Linked DNA regions of Homo sapiens: region 2 is linked to region 1. Evidence: chromatin contacts called from ENCODE Hi-C data. All regions are on one chromosome and are shown on one strand. The core of a region is the stretch at or near the end of the contact, and the rest is flanking DNA. Distances in the headings are between cores, read along the strand shown. Region 1 holds the start of INF2 (inverted formin 2). Region 2 holds the start of XRCC3 (X-ray repair cross complementing 3).

What was found. A loop is a pair of places that touch in the nucleus more often than their neighbours do. Pooled maps may share reads with other maps.
Region 2: a loop to region 1 is called in a pooled map, with 6 times the contacts of the local background. The contact joins the promoter of XRCC3 here to the promoter of INF2 in region 1. A Hi-C loop is called at or near these places in 6 of 50 pooled maps.

Annotation. Positions count from the first base shown.
Region 1 is chr14:104,686,974-104,694,227 of GRCh38, reverse strand. It overlaps INF2 (inverted formin 2), which reads right to left and starts at 4,610. Exons shown (of 23, transcript NM_022489.4): 1 at 4,489-4,610. RefSeq lists enhancers at 1-684, 4,639-5,628, 5,629-6,616 and silencers at 4,097-4,146, 4,237-4,476, 4,497-4,586, 4,687-4,946.
Region 2 is chr14:103,713,872-103,721,685 of GRCh38, reverse strand. XRCC3 (X-ray repair cross complementing 3) reads left to right here and starts at 6,235. Exons shown (of 10, transcript NM_005432.4): 1 at 6,235-6,262. ZFYVE21 (zinc finger FYVE-type containing 21) reads right to left here and starts at 5,876. Exons shown (of 7, transcript NM_024071.4): 1 at 5,707-5,876. The coding sequence starts at 5,844. RefSeq lists enhancers at 1-384, 3,002-3,512, 6,749-7,434 and silencers at 5,063-5,142, 5,203-5,272, 5,373-5,452, 5,643-6,212, 6,293-6,552.

The DNA.
Region 1 (7,254 bases), core at 3,361-5,860:
CTCCAGGGCCCCGTAGCTCTGACCTGGGTTGGCTGTGCCAGCACCGCCCGTGTGGCCCCTCCTGGGTCCGGCCCATGGCTCTGCCAGCTCCTGCAGGCAGCCCCTCACTGTTGGGCCTGCACCTCCACAGCCTGGCCTGGCCCAGGGAAGGGGCAGCCGGGGGGGCCCTCTGCACATGGAAGCATAGGCAGGGGCCCTGGGTGTCCCCAAGGGGCTCCCGTTCTCAGGCCACTCATGTCTGTGCACAAGGTGGAAGCAGAGGCAGGTGGGGACAGGTGGCTACTCCCTCACCCCCACCCTGTGTCCTCCTCCCAGCGTAGGCTGGGTGCAGGCGACAGTCTGAGCTGTGCCTGGAGCAGGAACAGGGACCCGGGGGCACAGAGGGTGGGGCAGGCAGGCTGTACACCGAGGCCATGTCCCAGGGCCTGCAAGGACCCAGGTACAGATGGGGAGATGGAGGCCAGTGGGATGCTGGCCCTCCTCGCACAGCTGGCCACGTCCACCCCCGACCCGGCGAGGGCCAGGACAGCTCAGGCACGAACAAACCCCTGCACCACTGGCCATGCCCACTGGGACTCCATGCGTGTTGGGCAGCTGGCCACTCGCTGGGCAGAGCGAGGGGCTGGGGCTGGCCTCTGCCCACAGCAGCTGAATGGGGGCTTGGAGATGATACAGAAAAGCCACTACCCGGGGCTGGTGTGCTCAGCGGCCACTGCTTCCCTCTCCCTCCCTCCTCAACTGTGCCCTGGGTTAGCCTCAAAGCTAGGCTTTGACACTAGCCCTCGTCTGCAAAATGGGAAGCAGACAGCCTGCCCTCCGCCCCCAGTGTGGCTCCTGGTTGAGTTCTGGCCCACCAAGGGCTGCCTGGGGGCCTCTGCCTTCACTGTGAGGTGGGCCCGGGGCAGAGCCCTGTAACAGTAGGACAGCCCTCCAATCCACCCCACTCCCTCTCCCCCACCCCACCTCTCCCACTTTGGACCTTGGGGTGCTCAGACTGTGTCCAGGTCACAGGAAGCAGGTGGGGTGGTATAACGCTGTCACAGCACGGGAGCACAGGGTCCCTGCCCAGGGCACCAGGGCCAGGGGCCTTGGCAGCATCTTCCCATGTCCCTCTGACCCTGCAAAGGCCTTGATCGGCGGCCAGGAGCCTGGCCAGGCCTCCAGTGGTGCCCATCTGCTCCTTCTGGGTCTCCATGCCATTTCCAACAGACAGAGGTTGGGGCTGAGGGAGATGGAGGGTGCCCCAGCCACGGCCAGTCACCCTTCTGGGGTGAGAACAGGAGTGAACTGAGGGCACAGAGGCTCGGGGCAGCCCAGGCTGGCCCTTCTCTCAGGACTCTCCTGGTACCTCTCTCTCCCTCCCTGCTGCCTCTGGGAAAAGCTGCAGGCGAAAGAGGAAAGCAGCCTTGGCCCTTGCCCTTGGCCATTGGCGTGGCAAGGTCCTCAGGGCCTTCACGCTAGTCATCCCATCTGGGCTGTGACCACACTGGTCATTCCACCCAGGCTGTGACCCAGGCCGACTGGCTGGGAGGGCTCCGGGGTCCAGGCTGGCCCTTGGGCAGTTGTCTGTCTGCATGGGCTGCTCTGGAGTGACACAGGTGGTTGCCTGGAGGGCGGGCCTATTCCTGCCCCACCAACCCCCGAGTTTGGAGGCCCGGTAATGGCTACTTGACCAGGACAGGCCTGTCCTATTCCCAGAGTGGCAGTGCCAGCACCCTGAGCCTACCCCAGTGGTAGCAACAAGGGCTGGGGGGCCTCGGCCTCCAGCTACTCTGTGGGGCCAGCCCATTTGCACCCTGACCCCCAGTAAGTGCCCTGCACCTGCCTGGCACCGTGCTGAGCGGGGCTGGGCTCCAGGCTCTGGGCACAAGGGCAGATGCACACAGTAGGGGCTTTATCAGCACCTCCTGGCAGAATGGATGGCACTGAGTGTAAAATGGCACCGACTGTCCCGCGCCTCACCTGTGAAATGAACGCTCCTGCAGGACCCACGTCGCACTGGGAGGGATGAGGGTGGGAGACCGTGCGGAGGGACCCCGCAGGCTGGCTCATTCCTTTCCTCCTCACCCACTCACCCAGCACACAGACCCTGCCCAGGCTGGCGTGAATGGTGAGTGGACAGACCCGGCCTGAGGCTGGCCCTCGGGGACTGACATGAGCCCTCAGAGGGGCGACCCTAAGCAACCCCTGTGGTTCCTTATTTAATTACAGCTTAGAAAGGGCTGTGAGAGAGGACGGCCCCTCAGGAGAGGACAGGCACCACCGGTCTGCCCTGCTCTCCTGGCCTGGTGGTTGCCAGGGTATACCGGCACTGGGCTGGGGGGCAGCTGTGTGAGCAGACCTCACCCCAGCTCAGGACCCAGGCTGTCTGGGTGCTCAGAGGCAGACCAGGCAGGACTCTCCCTCCTAGGGTGAGGCTGGCAGGAGTGGAAGCCTCTCTAACAGGGGGCCAGGTGGTTGGACCCTGCTCACCCCTCCAGCGACGGGGAGCCCGTGCCCCTGCCCTCTCTCCTTCCCACCGTTGGTAGAACTTAGTCTTTGACTTTAGGTGTCCACTAGGCCTGGGTCTGCTGTGGCCCCTGGGGACCACCCTCCAGAGACTGGCTCCTATGTGGCCTCCACCTCCCGGCCTTCCCGTCCACCATCCTGAAAACAGAGGTGGGTGTGCCTTCTCCAATGTAATGTGTCCACTGGGCCATGAACCACACACCTATCAGACACCTGCTGTTTGCAAGATGGAGGTAGGGGAGGGGCTGGCAGCAGGGAGTCAGGTCTCATTCCTGACTACAGGGAAATTTGACCTCCAGGCACCAGCAAAAAGCCAGGGGCTTGAGCTTACTTCACTGTCCCCGTCCAGAGCTGGGCCAGCTGCGTCCTGCCCCACACCCACAGGCAGCACCGCATCACTTTCCAGTCACCACCCACCCCTCCCGCAGCCTGCATGAACCGCATAACTTTTCCAACCCAGGAAGTAACTGCACTTTGATGGAAGGCGCAGAGTCTATTTCAGGTAGGAGCTTCCACGTCCCCACATGTGCGGTGTGTGTCATTCGCTTGACAGCCGTCAGCTCCTCCACAAAGTGGGCGCTCACCTGAAGGTTAACTCAGGAGCCCTGGCTGTGGAGGCTACAGTCGCACCTGGCCACTTGGTCCGTCCCCACTAGCGACATCCCCTTTGCCGGGCTGCAGGGCCCATGACAGTCCAGGGATGGGAGGGCAGGGCCTGGGCAGGGCCCACTGCACCAACCTGGCTTTTAGAACAGAAAATTGCTGCTGCCCTGGTAGGGGTGGGAGCAGTGTGAGGTCTCAGACCCCAGGCCTGGAACCCAATGCTACTATTTGCTGCACTGGGGGCTGAGCACCGACACCCCAAAAGCCCCTGGCTGGGTGGCACCCTCGGGGTCTGAGGCACTGCTCTGGGACCCCACCTTCCCAGTGCAGGGCGGCAGGGAGCAGGTCCCAGCCTGAGCTGCTGTCCCACCCTTCAGAGTGCAGATGTGGAAACTGAGGCCGGAAGAGGGCGAGTATCCTGCTCCATTCCAGTGCCAGACGGAGGGGCAGGGCTGGCAGTAAGGGAATTTCCTACGTCCAGCGCCTTCTGGGTGTGCCTGACCTCTGGCCCGGTTCCTGGGTTCCTGGTTCCCTGCCTGGGCAGGGTCTCTGCCTCTCTGCCTCCTGGTGTGTCCAGCTGGAGTGGGCAGTAATGCTGTGGTCACAGCTGAGCTGCGGGAGCCCTGGGTGGGGAGCTTGAGCCCCAGAAGGCCCAGACAGACAGACCACCCCCCACGCCTGTGCTCCCCAGGGGGCATTGGGGACGGTCAGGGACACAGCTGGTCACCCCGCCTTCCCCTCCTTAGTCATGGTCACTCCTGGGGCGACTCCCCAGTTAGAGGGTTGACGGGTGGGTCTGGGGGCGTACAGGGATTGGATCCTACCCCACCCAAAAGGAACAGAGAGCTGTGATGGAGGCTGATTCCCCTAAGCCTGCCAGCGGTTGCGGGGTGGGAAGGGCTCCCTGTGCGCCCACCTGCGCGTGGGCAGCTGGAAGCCAAGCAGTCAGGGTGGGGCCGCAGGCCGGCGCGCACCTCGGGGTGCCACCCGGGCGGCGGACCCGAAGTTGAAGTTTATTTTCCCAACTGTGGCTGATTCATGGTCAGGATGTGGCAGCCGCGAGGCGCGGAAATCCCGCCTGCCCTGGGAGTAGGCCCGGCCGACCCTGGGCCCACCACTCTGCGGCCAGTGCGCGCTCGGGCGGTGCCTCGGCGCGGAGGACCATAGTCCCGAGCGGGGCGCGCGGAGCCGGGGGGGCCAGGGGCGCCCTGGGGTCCCCGCCCGGGAACTGTACCCTGCGCCGCCGGACCGCCCGCCGCCACCTGGGCACACACGCCGCAGCCCGGAACCTCGCTCCTGGACCCAAGCACGCCCCTGCCTCCTCCCGGACTCAGTTTCCCCTGAAGCTCCAAGCGGACCCCGAGGCCAAGGACTTACCCGGTGAGGCAACGGCCAGAGGGCGGTGGTGCGGCCGGCGCTCCGTCCGGGGCCGGGTCAGGGGCTGCGGGCAGCCGGCGCCCACTGCCGCGCTCCGCAAGGCTCGGACGGTGGCTCCTGGCGGGCGCGGGGCGGGCGGGGCGGGCGGGAGGAAGAGGAGGTGCCGCCCCGCCCGTCAGCGGCCACGTGGGGAGCGAGCGCGGGCCGGGGGCGGGGCCTGGGGGGGGAGGTGGGTGGCTGGGGGTGGCCCCGCCCACTGTGGCCGGTCCCTGAGGGCGCTTTAAGGGGTCTCCCCACTCCCGTGAATAACCTGGCCGCCCCCTCGCGGTCCCTGCTGGCCTGGCTCCTGGTGGGCGGAGATGGGGGTGGGACGCGCAGATCGGGGCCGTCTCCCGCCTCAGCCCCCACTGTCCGCCCCGTCCCTGCCCTCCACCGCCTCCCGTCCACCTACACCCCTATCCTCCGGTGGGACTGGCCTCCCAGGCGCCGCTCACCTCTCTCTGCCCCGGCCCGGGACTCCCGTTCCAGCCAGCCGGATCCGGAGTCCCCGCGTTCGGGGATCCCTCAGCAGAGATGGCTCTTCCCAGGCTTTGGGGAGAGAGAGCCTACCCATCAACCAGGCCACCCATGTGGCCTCCTCTCCGCAGCCCTGCCTGACCCCCTTCCACCCTTGATGGGGTCTCGGCGGTCTTGGGCAGCCGCACTTCGCCGGTTGGTGGAGACAGCTGCATGAGGGCCGCGGAGGTGTCGCAATGGGGTGGGTTTTCTCTGCCACCCCTCTGCTGTCCGGCCTCATCTGTCTCCTAGATTGAGGGGGGCACCCATCCCCCCACCGCCGACATTGACCAGCATGGGGCGTGCCCATAGTCGGCTCTGAAAGCCAGCCTGGTTGGATGAGAGCCAGACCCCAGCTCTGGAAGTCCCTTCTGACGTCTGACCCTCAGTCAGAGCTGCAGGAAGCAGCGCACCAGGCCTGGGGTTTGGGGGCCACTGGCAGCTAGAGGGAGGGCAGAGGAAGGCAGGCCTGGGGGAGCCCCCGTGTGACATGTGACAGAGCAGACACAACCCCTGCCCTGAGAACCGGCGCCAGCACTCCCTGTGCGGCCTCAGGCTCGGATATGACTCTGTGGAGCCTCAGTTTCCCCATCTGTAAAATAGAATAAGTACCCGTAAGGGCTGTATGAGGGTCAAGAACATGCGGATAAAGTGTCTCCACTCGGAGTCCTGACATCTCTCTCCGGAGGGCCTGCTGTGTGGGCCGTGGCGGCCAGGGCTCAGGGTGAGGGCGAGGGGAGAGAAAAGGGCTCCTGAATGGCTTCCCAGCCCCGATGCAGCTTCTGCTTTGAGGCCAGCTGCGTGTCCTTTGGCTTTGGTGTGCCTCCGCTCCGGTGGGGATAAGCGCCGAATTGCAGGCTGCGTCTGTCTGCTCCCTGTGCGGACCTTGCCCTGCCCAGCAGCCCCAGCCCCGGAAGTTTGCTGGCTCAGCCCCAGTGCAGGAGCAGCTGCAGGCCACAGCCCCGGGTGTGCCTGAGGAGCCAGCCAAGGCAGGCGCTCACTGGACACCCTCCAACCTGGGCGGCCGCTGCTCCTAGACAGGCACTCTGCAATTCTTGGAATGCACCTGGAAGGCCGGCCTCCGGCCCTCCACACCGGGCTCCAGGGCCCCTTCCAGAGCAGAAGGCCTTCCTGCCCTCCCTCAAGCTGGGCTTTGGGTCTCCTGGTGCACTCCTGGACCCGAACATTGGTGCCTGCCCTGGTACCACCCCACCCTGGAGGGCACGGGCGGGGCTGACTCATCTGCGTTGGGAGCTGATGCCTGGCAGCGGTGCTGGGCAGTGGGTGTGTTTGTTGATCCAGTGAATGGAGGAATGTGAGGAGGTTGGTGGGGAGTGAGCTTTGACCTGCAGCCCCCTCCCCTGTCCACCTGCCTGGGGGAAAGTCAGAGTCCTGAGCCTTACTCAGAGGCTGGAGTAGGAGGTCAGGTGTGGGCGAGGGGTCCACCTTTCCTGCCCTGATGGGGGAGGGAGGCCCAGCGCCCCCAGGGCCGCTCCTGCCTGGGGCTGTCTCCCTTGCACCCAGTCGTGCTTCCGAGCTGCACACCTGGTCCAGAGAGGCCAGCACAGGCCGGAGCAGGGTGAAGAAGGTGGGGTGAATGTGATTTAGTTGGAGAGAGGTTGGAGAAGTCCCTGGGGTCGGCAGGGAGTGCAGAGGAGGGCTTTGGGCCCTGATTAAGAGTGTGTGTCTGTGTGTGTGTGTGTGTATGTGTGTGTGTGTGTGTGGAGTGGAGGCCGAGGTCAGAGGTCTGGGAGGGTGGAAATGTGGACACTGAAAGGGGGTTTTCCGTCAGGCTTGAACCCACCATGCCCGGGGCAGCAGGGTTCAACCCGGCTTGAGCACTGATTTTCTGAGACATACAGAGGCCCCCTCCTCTTCTCCTTCAGTGGCTCACCCTCAACCCTCTGTACCTCCAGCGCTCCCAGACTCCATCCTGGCCCTATTCTGAGCTTGCTTCCTGGCCCTGGGGTTGAAGAGAGGACCGATTTGGCCTCAGAAACACACCACCTGCAGCCACTGCCTGCGGCTTCCGGAGCTGCTTCCTGGAAGCCATGGCCTGCCTGGAGCCTCCCCTCCTGGGTGTCGGTCCTTCCTCGGAGCCGGGTACACAAGTGCCGGCCCCCAGCTGCAGGTACCCAGATGCCTGAGAACAGGGTCGTGCAGGTACAGGCTGGTACTGTGACACACCCAGGCGGAGCCACATGTTCCTGG
Region 2 (7,814 bases), core at 4,986-7,485, 970 kb after region 1:
GAGGCAAGGTCAGCTTGGGCAGTGCCCCTAATAACACCCATCTGCTGCCTGACCCTCTTGCCCAAGCCAAGCAGATAAACCCGCTAATGACAGACACTGCCCCCTAGGATGGACGGCGGGGCCCAAGTGCTCTCCAGGAGCCCTCTGTGCCCTGTGCAGTGGCGTCACAGAGGCAGCCTCGGCCCAGGCCTCTCTGGGGCGCCTGGCACTCACCTCCATGGGAGGCCTCCGTGGCCACCTTGCAGGGCCAATCACAGGCTCGGCGGGAAGCTATATGGACACAGAAGGAGCTGTCTCAAGGGAAGCGGGGCCAAGAGGGAGCGAGGATCAGGGCAGGTGCATGCAGACGGCTCCCAGTGAAATTTCGGAACACACTTCTCCTGGCTGCCTACAGGAGTCAGAGCCCTGGGCGCTTGTCCCCTCCTTGCTAGTCCAGTAAACCACAACTGACTTGCACCCACCCTGCCAGATGACATGCTCGGAGGCGGTCAAGGCAGATGCCATAAACTAGGCTTCCCGGTGGGTAAGCAAGATGGCCGCGAGCAATGAAAGAAGAAACCAGGTCAGGCGTGGTGGCCACACCTGTAATCCCAGCACTTCGGGAGGCTGAGGTGGGTGGACTGCTGGAGCTCAGGAGTTTCAGACCAGCCTGAGCAACATAGCACAACCCTGTCCCTACAAAATAAAACCTAAAAATTAGCTGGGCGTGGTGGCGGGTACCTATGGTCCCAGCTACTCGGGAGGCTGAGGCAGGAGAATGGCTTGAACCCGGGAGGTGAAGGCTGAAGTGAGCCGAGATCGCGCCACTGCACTCCAGCCTGGGTGACAGTGAGACTCCGTCTCAAACAAAACAAAAAACAGAAATCATGAAGCCCATCACTCCTCCACAGTGCGGCAGACACCAGCATGGAGCTCCTTAGAGACCTGCAGGTCGAGACCCGCTCCCCCACTCCAATGCAACAGGAACGGCCCCTCGAGGGTCACAGGGCAGCTCCTCAGAACCAGCACCCGGCCCACCCCAAAGAGTGGGGTTTGGCAGCACGCAAGAAACCAAAAGCGCCTCCATATAATCTGAAAGTATAGTTTAGGGAGTTTAAATGGATGTTCAAAAAAAGTTATAAAAAGAACCAAGTCTCAGGACACAGGCTGGACATGGACATAGGCCTGCCCTCCCTTTGAGGCTGGGGTGACAAAAAACATCAGGCCCCACCACGCACTCTGAGCTCCCACACTACAGTGAGAAGCGTCACCCACTGGCTGGTGGGGCTCCCACAGTCAACTAATTCTCAGCCCCCCAAGAACTCGCCAATCAAAAAACAATTTAAATGCATGTATCAATGCACCTTTATTGAAAGATAATCACGTTTAACTGGTAGAGCGTAACTCCTACAAACAGAAAAGGAACCCACGTCAAAGATTTACCTCATTAGTTAATGAGAGAACCAATAAGACTAAAAACCCAGTTCAAAGGAGAATCCAAAGAGCAGACATGGATACAGGCCGTGAGGAAGGAAGATATGAGTTGTAAACTGGCTCCTCTCACAGGGACCCCGCGGTGGGGTGTGTGAGAGAGGACATCAACTTCACCTCTGAGAGACAAAATCTACTTGCATCTCAGGGACTAGAAACACGTGCGTTACTATCAGTTTTCTACAATTTGAAGCTGTCAGACAGTTTGAAGACGGTGACAGGTGCAGACACTATGATCACAGCCTGGGAGGGTTATGCTACAGGCGGCCTGGCCTCCCACAGGACGCCCAGGAATCCTTTTTTGTGGCTTCAAAGTCTCAGTTTTACCTAACATCAGTAACAGCTCTCCAGCCTGGGTGACACAGCAACACCTTGTCTCAAAAAAGAAAAAGCTCTTAGCCAGCCACAGGGACCCTTGAGGAGCTCGCTGGTGTCCCTGGCAGTATCTCATGAGGCTGCTGGTTCCCAGAACACCTGTGGAGGCTCTGGCAGCCCCTGGCACCTCACAGGGGTGAGCTTTACCCAAGCGCTGAGATCCTGGAAACAATTATGAAACCCCCCACCCTGCAGTGTGCTGGGAAAGCCTTCCACCGAGAACCACCCTCCCCATACGAGCCAGAGGAGATCACAGATGCCCCCCTTGCTTACCTGCAGCAAGGCCCTCCAAATTCCCATTCTCTGCCTCAGAAAACACTGGCCATTTCTCCTCATGATCAACTGGAACACAATTCCCTTACCTGGACTTTTTTTTTTTTTTTTTTGAGACAGAGTCTTGCTCTGTCACCCAGGCTGAAGTGCAGTGGCACAATCTTGGCTCATTGCAACCTCCTCTTCCCGGTTCAAGTGATTCTCCTGCCTCAGCCTCCTGAGCTGGGATACAGGCACACACCACCACGCCCGACTAATTTTTGAATTTTTATTATTTATTTATTTATTTTGAGACGGAGTCTCGCTTGGTCGCCCAGGCTGGAGTGCAGCTGCACGATCTCAGCTCACTGCAACCTCCACTTCCTGGGTTCAAGTGATTCTCCTGTCTCAGCCTCCCAAGTAGCTGGAATTACAGGCACTCATCACCACGCCCAGCTAATTTTTGTATTCTGGCCTCAGCTCTCTGATCTGCTGGAGGTCCTGACCCTCCACTGGCCCATCCCACCTCCCCAGCTTGATTCTTTCTAGCCTTGGCCACTCCTCCCTGCAAAAGAAAAGCCCTGTCCGGCCTGGCCTGTGAGACCCTCGCAGAACTCAGGGTCCCCTGTTCTCCCCGCTGCACAGCTCCAGACGCCTCTAGCAACAGTCCTCACTTCAGATCTCTCCTCATCCGAGTCCAGGCTCGTGATCAGACGCGCACGTGCTCTCTCCTTCCTGGCTCTGAATCTAGAGTATCCATCAAAGTGTCAACCCGCCAGCATGGAGCTGCGGTCATTCTTCTGCCAGCACCACGGATGGGAGGTGGGAGGGGTGCACAGCGGCAAGGATTTTAAGGATAAAACTCAGGATCTCAGCTGCTTGTGACAAGCCCAGATGGCTGCACGCCCGGACCGCCCACCCCCAAGCCCACTGCCTTGCGTCAGTGTCGGATATTTGATGGCAGAGTCAGACAAGCCCCAGAGATCATCTGAAGCTTCCTTCACACCCCCAAAGCACCTCTATCCAAAGTGGTGTCGCACGAAGCTTTACACGCCGCCTCTGCCTCCCCTGCCCCACAGGTTCCTGAGGAGGCACAGACTGGAGAAACGATTCTCAACTGGTTCTGCGTCAGAGCCTTGAGAATCTGAGAGCTGCAGGCCACCTCTCGGAGAAAGGTGCATGTGTGCACATGCTCCCCAGGGGGTTTTGCAGCATTTTAAAGGGATAACCCTCATGGGCCCAAACTGATAAACCAGCCCGGTCAGGCAGCTGGTATTCGGGAGACGGGCACTGGGCTGGATTCAGACTCCCCTGGCTAAGAACAGAGCTGGAATGAAAATGGACCAACACGTTTACAGATATGACGATGATGCCGATCGGCACACGGCCACCAAGCCAAGGACAATGTTACCCACCTGCCAAGTTCTACCAAATTCTCCTCTCCCCATTCCAAACCACCTCAAATAAACCTATTTCCCACAACTGGTTATCTGCACATTTGAGTCACCTCCCGACAATCACCTTAGCGGCCCCAAGCACGCAGCCAGCACAGTGTAGCTCAGTGTCCCCTTCAGCATCACCACATGCCAGGCGACTGTTACCGTACATGTCCCCTCGAGCTATTGCACCTAAAGCTGGACTTTATTCCAAATCTTCCAGCCCTTACTGCCCCGTTCTAAGTTCCTCCAGAACACTGTCTTTGGTCGTTTCTGGCCTGTAAGACCATGCTCCAATACAATTCACAACGCAAAACTCAGAGACAAAGTCCATCTTATTAGAATGGTTTCTCTGTCCCCCAAGCCCACCCAATGCTAGGACCTCCCTCAGCTGCTCAGATCCCAGTTAATCATCCAAACATGGTGGGGGGCTCTGGAGGGGTATCCTGCCACCACGCCAGCGTGGGAATGAATCTTCTCTTCCACGAGGGGTGCCACCTTGACTCAAGTGTTTCAACTCCACTCAGTCGGAAGTCACCGCGGGACTGCCACACAGTGCCTCAGCAGAGGCCACAAAGAAAGGCAGGGAAAAATGCTAAACAATTCAGCTGATACCAGAAGGGCTCTGGAAGAGAGAATGAAGGAGGGGAACACAGTGGTTCACTATAAAACAGAACCGTAAGATCAGTGCATGTGTACAGCAGGGAGAAAGAAATTGTGCTTTGGTGGAAACCTCTGCCTCATCTTGGCCACACTTTCTCACGTGCTCCTTACGGTTCATACAGACGTAGAGTATTTCTGTGCTATTAAGAGTTCGTTACACCATAAATACAATTTTCACGTGTCAACTTAAAAGTAAATTTTAAAAAAGATGAAGGAGGATGATTGGCGGAAAGTGTCTAAAAAGACTCCTCATGGTGGCGATACTGGGGAGAGGTGGGCAGCACTGGTCTCAACTCTCCAGGACACGCTCAGTGACCGGTGATGGCTCCGTACACTGTAGATGCCAGAGACACTTCCCCAGAGTCACTCGAATTCCGTCCTGTCCCCGAGGCTCTGTGGCCGCTCACCCCCCACCAGGCCTCCAACCAAGCTTCAATGAACCCAGTCAATTAGTGCTACTTTGACTTCTTGAACCTAGTTCCAACGTCTGCTTAGTTCTATCACTGAGGGAATTAAACGAATCTGTAACACGTGTTAAGTATGAAAGTCATATTACAAAAATTCTTTTTCTCCCCCAATTTTTTTTTTATCGTGGTAAAATCCACAGAACAGAAACTGGACACACCTGTTAGCGCACAGCCAGTGGGATTAAATGCACTCGGGGCCTTCCCAGTTGGCCAAGGGGCTGGTGTGAGGCAAAGGCACCTCCGATCAGGTCACAGGGAACCCCACGGGAGGCCCAGCGGATGGCCTGGCTCAGGGACCCCACGCCCACGCCCCAATGTCTGCAGGAGTGGCCTGGGCAACTCCTGCCGTGTCTGGGCCCATGGGAAACGGGTGCAAATCTGCGGTCTCCTTCAAACTGTCCAGTGGGCGACTGCGACCTCGCTTCCGAGGTGGAGGGTGGTATAGACGAAGGGAAACGGGGGGCAGCCTGGCCCGCAGACTGGGTCCTGGCCCTCCTTCCGAGCAGGAGGTGGCTTCGGAACCGGCCACCCGCCCGCGGCACCGACGCCTCCCCCGGTTCCCGGGAGGGACCCCTGCGGGGCCGCCAGCTCCAGCGCTTCCGCGGACAGCACGCGCCCTCCCCACCGAGCCTGCGAGGAAGGCGCTCCGCCTTCCACTTTCTCGGGAGCGAGCCCCAGCTCTCGGGACGCAGTCCACACGCGCTAGCCCAGCACGAACCGGCCTCGGGCAGGGCCGCACCCACCCCCGGGACCAGCCCGCGCCCCGCACCCCGCCTCCCGGCGCCCGCCCTGGACAGGTGCCTCCTGCCCTCCCGGGACCCCCGCACCGGGACACCGCGCGCCTCCCGCCCTCCCCGCGGGCGTAGGAGCCTGAGGCGGCGGCCCGGGGACGCGGCCAACCTGGGAGAGAGCGGGGGCGGGGGCCGGCTGGGGAAGGGGCCGCCCGGAGGCGGAGGGGTCGTCGCGGGAGCCTGGAAGCCCGCGGGGCCGGGCCGGGGCGGCGGGGCGGGTCGGAGGCGCTGGCCGGGGCGACGGCCACCCACCTCCTTGTCCGGGACCCACTGCGGCTCCTCCAGGCCGAACGGGCTTCCGAAGGCGCGGTGTTCGGGCACCATGCGCAGGCCGCTCGGGGAGCGCACCAGCTTCTTGGCGTCGCGGCGCGCGGACACCTCGGAGGACATGACGCCGCCTCAGCCTCTCGGCCAGCGGCCCCGCACCCGGCCCCTCGCCCAGCCCGGGGCACCGCCCGCCCCGCCCCGGTCCGCGCGCGGCTGACAGCGCCGGCGTCCAATCGCCAAGCCCGCCACGGAGCGCGGACTAATCGGAGCTTGAACTCCGCCCCATCGCTGCCCTCTCCAATCCGTGTAAGGGCACCGCCCCTGCAACCCTGAGGTCGATCACCAATCGGCGGCGAGGGCTGGCCCGGGTACGCTCCGCCCCTCTCAGGGAGATTGAGACTTTGGATTGGTTAGTTAGTCAGTCACGTTAGCGCCGCTTCGTCTCTGATTGGTGTAGCCCACTCAGGGTGCTAGGCGCCTATTGGAGGAGAAGGCCGAGAGGAGCAGGACGGCGGGAAGAGGAGTGCGGAACCCGCGGGAGGTGAGGCCCGCCGAGCCGGGCTGCGAGCCGGGCTGCGAGCCGGGCGGCAGCGGGGTCGGAGGTCGTGGGCGGCAGCGGGCGTGAGGGGTGAGGCAGGGTCAAGGGGCGGGGGCGGCCGCGGGTCTCCATTGCCCGAGCCTGTGGGAGCAGGCGGGCCTGGGGCTGCAGCACTCACCCCGGGAGCCCCGCCGCAGCTCGGGTAGCGTTCAGGCACCTCGCCGGGGCCGGGCCGCGTGCGTTCGGAGCGGGGAAGGCGGTCTCCGGGGCCCCCGGTGCGCGCGGGGAGGCGTCCGCTCAGGGGAGGCCGAGGTGGGCCCGCGGCTGCGCCCCCGGCCTTCGATGCCTTCGCTCGTCCGCCTGGGACCGCGCTGGCTTCGCATCGAAGTGGGAGAGGTCTGAACAGTTATTTTAATACTTTGATTTGGAAAGAAAATCCTTTAGGCCGGGCGCGGTGGCTCACGCCTGTAATCCGAGCACTTTGGGAGGCCGAGGCGGGCGGATCACGAGGTCAGGAGTTCAAGACCAGCCTGGCCAACATGGTGAAACCCCGTCTCTACTAAAAATACAAAAATTAGCTGGGTGTGGTGGCACGTGCCTGTAATCCCAGCTGCTTGGGAGGCTGAGGCAGGAGAATTGTTTGAACCAGGACCCGGGAGGCGGAGGTTGCAGTGAGCCGAGATCACATTACTGCACTCCAGCCTGGGCTACAGAAAAAGACTCCATCTCAGAAAGCACACAAAAAAAAGAAGAAAATGTTTGTTCATCCTGCCTTTAATTCCTTATTACAAGGCGTGAATTTTTATTGTTTTTTTTGAGACAGTCTGGCTCTGTCATCCGGGGTGGAGTGCAGTGGCGTCTTCACAGCTAGGCACAACCTCGACCTCCCAGGCTCTCAAGTAGCTGGGACCGCAAGCGCCACTACACTGGCCAGCTATTTTTCTTTTTTTTTTTTTTTTTCGGTAGAGAGTAGGTCTTGCTGTGTTGCCCAGGCTGGTCTTGAACTCCTGGGCTCAGGCGACCTTGGCCGCCTTGGCCTCCCACGGTGCTGGGATGACAGGCATCAGCAGTGTTGAAGCCTGTGAGGTGGGGTCCCTGTGGCTGACTCTGCCCTCTCCTGGGGCCATTGGCAGTGCAGGGGTCCTTGTGTGTGGAGGAAATAAGGAGATGATCAAAGTATGATTCCACGAATCACACGGTTTATTGTCAAAGAAGATTTGTTCTCGGGTTCACAGTGCTCAGAGGGGAGGAGAGGGGAGGAGGTGAAGACACCTGGCAGGGAAGCAGGGCCTCCATGGATGGGGTGCATTCACGGCAGGGAGGTGAGTGGCAGAACGGCCAGGGTCCGGTTGCTCTGCTGGGATGGAGCGGGCCCCTGGAGAGTGAGATCTGGTGAGAGTTCGAGGTTTGCCTTGGTAGCAGTGGAGAGCGTGAGAGCGGGAGCTCTCTGAGAAGCTGGGACCGAGGTCCAGCTCCCAGGCCAGCAGCGTATAGCTTGCCTCAAAGCATCTGCACAACCTTCAAGCTGATGTCTGTTTTTGCAGTCCAGCAGTCA